2 separate regions of the Homo sapiens genome follow, and region 2 is linked to region 1. The links are chromatin loops, found by intact Hi-C in ENCODE. Cell type or tissue: CD4-positive, alpha-beta T cell. All regions are shown on one strand. Links, peaks and the distances in the headings refer to the core of each region. The heading gives the core; the rest is flanking DNA. Region 1 has its middle 92 kb from the start of LINC02752. Region 2 has its middle 83 kb from the start of LINC02752.

The links. Peaks named below come from ENCODE experiments on the same cell type or tissue, not always from the same donor. Only the 100,000 strongest peaks of a DNase experiment are listed, where the experiment ranks them.
Region 2: a loop joins it to region 1, with 11 times the contacts of the local background. A loop is called at or near these places in 7 of 110 quality-filtered maps.

The regions. Positions count from the first base shown.
Region 1 is chr11:11,205,990-11,208,913 of GRCh38, forward strand. No RefSeq gene overlaps it. Among named protein-coding and RNA genes, the nearest start is that of LINC02752, 92 kb to the left of the region's middle. In CD4-positive, alpha-beta T cell, for the core only: no CTCF peak of the experiment used is centred there; a DNase peak (open chromatin) is centred at 1,652.
Region 2 is chr11:11,031,100-11,034,023 of GRCh38, forward strand. No RefSeq gene overlaps it. Among named protein-coding and RNA genes, the nearest start is that of LINC02752, 83 kb to the right of the region's middle. In CD4-positive, alpha-beta T cell, for the core only: no CTCF peak of the experiment used is centred there; no DNase peak of the experiment used is centred there.

The DNA.
Region 1 (2,924 bases), core at 313-2,812:
TAAAATTAAAAGATTATCATCTGTTTAATCTTTTGTCCATAGACAGAAAATGTCAGGAAGGATGGACAATGGTTAACATGGTGGAGGGGGGTTGGTGTTAGAAGGACAGAGGAAAGAAATTTCACTTCCCAGTATAATAATTTTAAAAGATGTGATTGATTTATAAATGATTTTTGATTTTATTGTTTTTAGTGTTTTTCAAATACAACTTAAAAAAAGAATGCATCGCTCCTTGTGGCAGCCAGTATTGTAATCTGGGACACTTGCTATCAGCTCTTGCCTTGAAGTGAGTCCCCTGCTCCCTGCCCTGAGACTGAGGCAGCCTTTGTGCCCTCTTTTGCTGGGAATTATAATCTTAGTGTCCAAGAGCTGGACAGTTAGGGTCAAAGTCTGCAACCTCATTTCTCCAGGTCGCTCCTGATAACTCGATTCCTAGGCTCAACATGAAAGCCTCTCCTTCCTTCCTCAGGCTTTTATTTTTTAAAAAATTGACGAATGAGATGCATTAAACGTAAGTGGTTAAAAACAGGGAGGCAAGGCAGATGCCTCCACTCTCCTCCCTCCCTAGGAAGCCCTGATTTGGTGGCTTCTGAGCTGGATTTGTGGCCAGGGTTCCCGTGTTCGGTTTGCTAGCCCCAGGGCCCTGTTGACTTTCACTGGGCCAGCGTCCATGTATGTCACTGGGAGAGGATGGACTGGGATGTTTTGTTCACCCGCCTTTGGCAGGAAGCAGAGGGTGCCCGAAGCCAAGAGGCTTTCCTTTCCACCAGGCGCTGAAGGTGGCTCACAGGGATGGGAACTCTGAATCCAGAGGATGGACAGTGATATGTGCTGGTCCAAACCAGAAATCCAAGCATGACTGCTGAATAGCAGGACATGTGATTACTGTGGGGTGTTTCCTACCGATTCTTAGACATTTACCATCATTTCCAAAAAGTTTTTCCAAAATCTCAAACTTGCCATTCTTTCAAAAACTTTTTTTTAAAAAGGAATACGTTTGTGGGGGTTTTTTTTTTTCATTTATAGCAAAACTCCAGGGACATCTCCTTGTCAGACAAGGCTCTATTGCTCCTACAAGTAGAGTTCATTATTTTGTCAAAGTGAATTAAAATAGAATGTCACTTACTGAATGTTATATTTCTGGCTGTGACATTGTATATAAAAGGTCCTCTTTAAAAAAAAAAAGAGAAAATCTGAAAGCCTTCGTTGGAAACCCATTTAAGAAAAAGAAATATAGACATTAAAAAATCCCATTTGGGTTTCATAAAATTCCTTTCAAATGTGACAATCTGGTAGAAATCAGGTAGTTTTCAGTTCCCAAAATACAATCTTGATAAAAAATTTATAAAGCTATTTGGAGGAAAGATACTACATAAATTGAGAATAAATCTTATGAGTCCCTTAGAGAAAAGCTGGGAAATTTCCAAAACTAAGTGGCAAACAGTATTTGCTTCCTGCAAATAAATACCCTTTTTACTATTTGGAATGAATCTCTTTCTATATTCCAGCAATTTATGTCTATGGCAGCTAAGGATGACCAGAGACACTGGAGGGTGACAGTTACCAGGACTAGACGCTAAAAAAAAGAGCTGAGTGGTCCCCTGCAGGCCGCATTTGAATACTCCAGGGTCCATATCTTCTGCACCTCAGATTAGTTCCTGAAAAACTGAAAACCATCACCTCCATCTTCTGGTGGCAGGTAGAAATAGACAGATAAATTGAAGAATGTTTTGTCTTCTTTTTTTTGCCAGATAAATTCTTCCCAGAGCAGAGTACTTATGACTATCTGAGAAAAGAATGAATGAGAAATTATGGGAGCTATGGATTCATTCCCACGTGGTTGAACTTAGTGCTTTCCCTCGTTCTTACCATGCACCCACCTCCTTTGCTTGATGAATTCTTACTCAAGTGTTTCTTCTGTCAAGATTCTCCTTCACATCTATGCAGGGATAATCAACTCTGGGCCCCCAAAATACATTGTATAGATCTCTACTGTAGAACCTAAACACTGAAATGCACTTACGGATATAAGTGGTTCTCTAATCCATTAGACTGTGAGTTCCTCAAGAGTAGAATTTTGTTTCATTCAATTCTATGTTCCTAACATTTAGTGTGCCACCTAGCACATAGTAGGTGCAGGAAAATGGTTAGTTAGATGGTTAATAAATGGTTAGTTAGATGGATAGCTGAATGGATGACTGGGTAAATTAAAAAACAAATGAATGAATAAATGAGCAAATAAATAAAAACACAAGTGAATACATGAATTCAAAAGTGGAGAAATAAATATACATGAACAAATGGACCAATGAATAAACCACATGTCTGTTCCCCACAGGTATGTATATATGCATACATATATATTAATACATCCTTCACAACATGTTATTCATTTTAAAGCACTTTCCCCCACATTAAAATTCATTTTTAATATCCTTGGGAAAGGTACCAGTAAATTCCGAGGTAATTCACTAGAGGAGACTCAGGGATCAGAGTAGCATTGTCCACTGGTGGGGGGCAATGTTACATTACCTCTTGGGGATTGACCATGATGGGTTTATTGCTGAAGTCCCCCCACAATCAAGGACGTGCTCCCCATTTCAGCCCTGAACAACTCCTTGGCTTATTGGATTGGAGCCTCTTAAGATAACTATTGAATTCCAACAAGATGGTTCAGAACATGACCATGGCCATCTGTGTATGCACTTAGTCCCTGACATCTGCCTTCCCCCAAGGATAATGAGTTGAGAGGTCCAAGGCCCAAAGATTGCAGGAACTTCAGCTTCAGTGAAGCCTAAATTTACATACCAGAGCATTGTGATTCAGGGAAGTGCACAGGGCACACAAAGTACAGCAGGTCTTGCTCCAAATCCTCGCTCTGGCCCTCCTGTGCTGCATGGCTAGCATGACCTCCGTGAGCCTCA
Region 2 (2,924 bases), core at 204-2,703, 170 kb before region 1:
TTACAGGCACGCACTACCACGCCAGGCTAAGTTTTGTATTTTTAGTAGAGACGGGATTTCACCACGTTGGCCAGGCTGGTCTCAAGCTCCTGACCTCAGGTGATCTGCCCGCCTTGGCCTCCCAAATTTCTGGGATTACAGGTGTAAGCCACTGCGCCTGGCCTTCAATGAGTTTTAAGTCATTATTATTGCTATGTATTTTGATGTTCACATTGACCCAGATTTGGCCAGGAGAAGCCCCTTCAAACTGGCCTTTATGTTTTTTGATGTGCTGCTTCTTCTTCATTTTTTTTTTAAGCACTTTTTTACTTTTAAGATATCCCAGGTCCTTCTTGGCTCAAACTTGCAATCAGCCATTTCTTCAAGAAACCCTCAAATTATTGTAAGAAACAATGTTTAGAAGACCTGGGCCGGCATGGTGGCTCATGCCTGTAATCCCAACACTTTGGGAGGCCAAGGTGGCCAGATTGCTTGAGCTTCGGAGTTCAAGACCAGCCTAGGCAATGTGGCATATCCCATTTCTACAAAAAATACCAAAATTAGCTGGGTGTGGTGTGCCTGTAGTCCCAGCTAGTGGGAGGCTGATTATATCTGTAAATCCAGCACTTTTGGAGGCCGAGGTGGGTGGATCACCTGAGGTCAGGAGTTTGAGACCAGCCCATCTACCCTGTAGGGAACCATTCTCATTAGTTTCTGGCTTATCTTTTCTCAATTTCCTTTCACAACTAAGTAAGCAAATACATGTAATTTTCTTATTTCCTCTTCCTACACAAAAGGTAGAATATTACGTATACTCTTTTGCACTTTGCTTCTTCACTTACAAGATATTTCCTGGAAATCACTCCACATTGCTTCATCTTCATTCTCTTTTACCACTGCATAGCACTGCATTGTGTGGATATAATTTAGTTTATTCAATAAATCTATCTATGAGCATTTAGGTTATTACCAATATTTTGCAATGACAGATAATACTGCAGTGAATAAACTTGTACATATATAATTTTGTATTTCTGCAGGCTTATTTTTAGAGTAAATTCCTAGAAGTGGGATTTCTGGAACAAAAGGTAAATGCATATATAGTGTTGTTAAATACTGCCAAATTCCTTCCCATAAGGCTGTATCATTTTGCATTCCTACCAGCAATGTGTAAGAGTGTCTGTTTCTCCTCAGCCTTGCCAACATAGAGTGTTGCCAAGTTCTAAAATTTTTGCTTATTATTCATAGGTGATAAATGTCATTTCACTGTAGTTTTAATTTGCATTTTTCTTATAATGAATTGAACAACTTCTCATAAGTGTTTAGGGGCATTTTATATCTTTTTTAGGTAAATTGTTTGTTCGTGACTTTTGCTCATTCTTTTTTATTTCTTTTCCTTTTTCTTTTTTAGAGATGGAGTCTATCTATGTCATCTAGGCTGGTCTCAAGCTCCTAAGCTCAAGCAATCCCTCCCGTCTCAGGTACTCCTCATAAGCAGCTGGGACTACACGCATGTTCTACCATACTTGGCTTTATTCATTTTTCTATCAGGTGTTTTTGCCTCTGTTTTTGGCCCTCACTTTTTTTTTTTTTTGAGGCGGACTCTCCCTCTGTCTCCCAGGTTGGAGTGCAGTGGCGCGATCTTGGCTCACTGCAAGCTCTGTCTCTTGGGTTCACGCCATTCTCCTGCCTCAGCCTCCTGAGTAGCTGGGACCACAGGCGCCCACCACCAGGCCCGGCTAATTTTTTTGTATTTTTAGTAGAGACGGGGTTTCACTGTGTTAGCCAGGATGGTCTCGATCTCCTGACCTCATAATCCGCCCGTCTTGGCTTCCCAAAGTGCTGGGATTACAGGCGTGAGCCACCGTGCCCAACCGGCCCTCACTTTTTAAGATTTCCTTGTGTATTATAGACATTAGAACTTCAATTGTGATATATGTTGCAGATATTTTTCTAAAACTTTTGTTTAATACCACTACTTTAACTAGTTAGCAACTAGCTATAAATATGTATGCTTGTGTTAACTGTTAATGAACTCTGTTGCTTACTCCTGTGCCTGTGTGGGAAATGATTATAAACCTCAAATGTCTTTAATTTAGCCTAGATTAAAATTAAATTTAAGTAGACTTTCCAACAAATGGTATTGGAGCAATTGGACACAAAGGCAATAAAAAAATACCCAACTCAATCTAAGTCTCATGTCTTATGCAAAAATTAACTCAAAATGGATCACAGATTTAGATATAAAACATAAAACTATAAAACTTTTAGAAAAAACAAAGAAGAAAATCTTTGGGATCTAGAGCTAGGCAAAAGTGCTCAGACTTGACAACAAAAGCACAATTTGATAGATTAGATCTCATCAAAATTATTAACTTTTGCTCTGTGAAATCTCATGTGAAGAGGATGAAAAAACATCTGTGGACTGGGAAAAGTTATTTGCAAACCACGTATTTGACAAAAGACTAATATCTAGAGTATATAAAGAACTCTCAAAACTCAACAGCAAAAAAGCTAAACTATCCGATTAGAAAATGGGTAGAATGTATAATATCAAAATAATGGCACAACCACTCTGGAAAACAGTTTAACAGTTTTGTTTAAAAAAATGCAACTGCCATACCACCTAGCAGTTACAGGTTCAGGCATTTCTTCCGGAGAAATACTTAACATTTACAGAGAAACCAGTGCACAGATATTTATAGCAGCTTTATTTGTAATAGCTAAAAACTGGAATCAGTCCAGATGTTCTGCAGCAGTTGAATGGTTAAACTATCTGTGGTACATACATATCATGGAATACTACTCAACCATAAAAGGACCGAGCGCAGTGGCTGACGCCTGTAATCCCAGCACTTTCGGAGGCCGAGGCGGGCAGATCACGAGGTCAGGAGATCGAGACCATCCTGGCTAACACGGTGAAACCCTGTCTCTACTAAAAATAC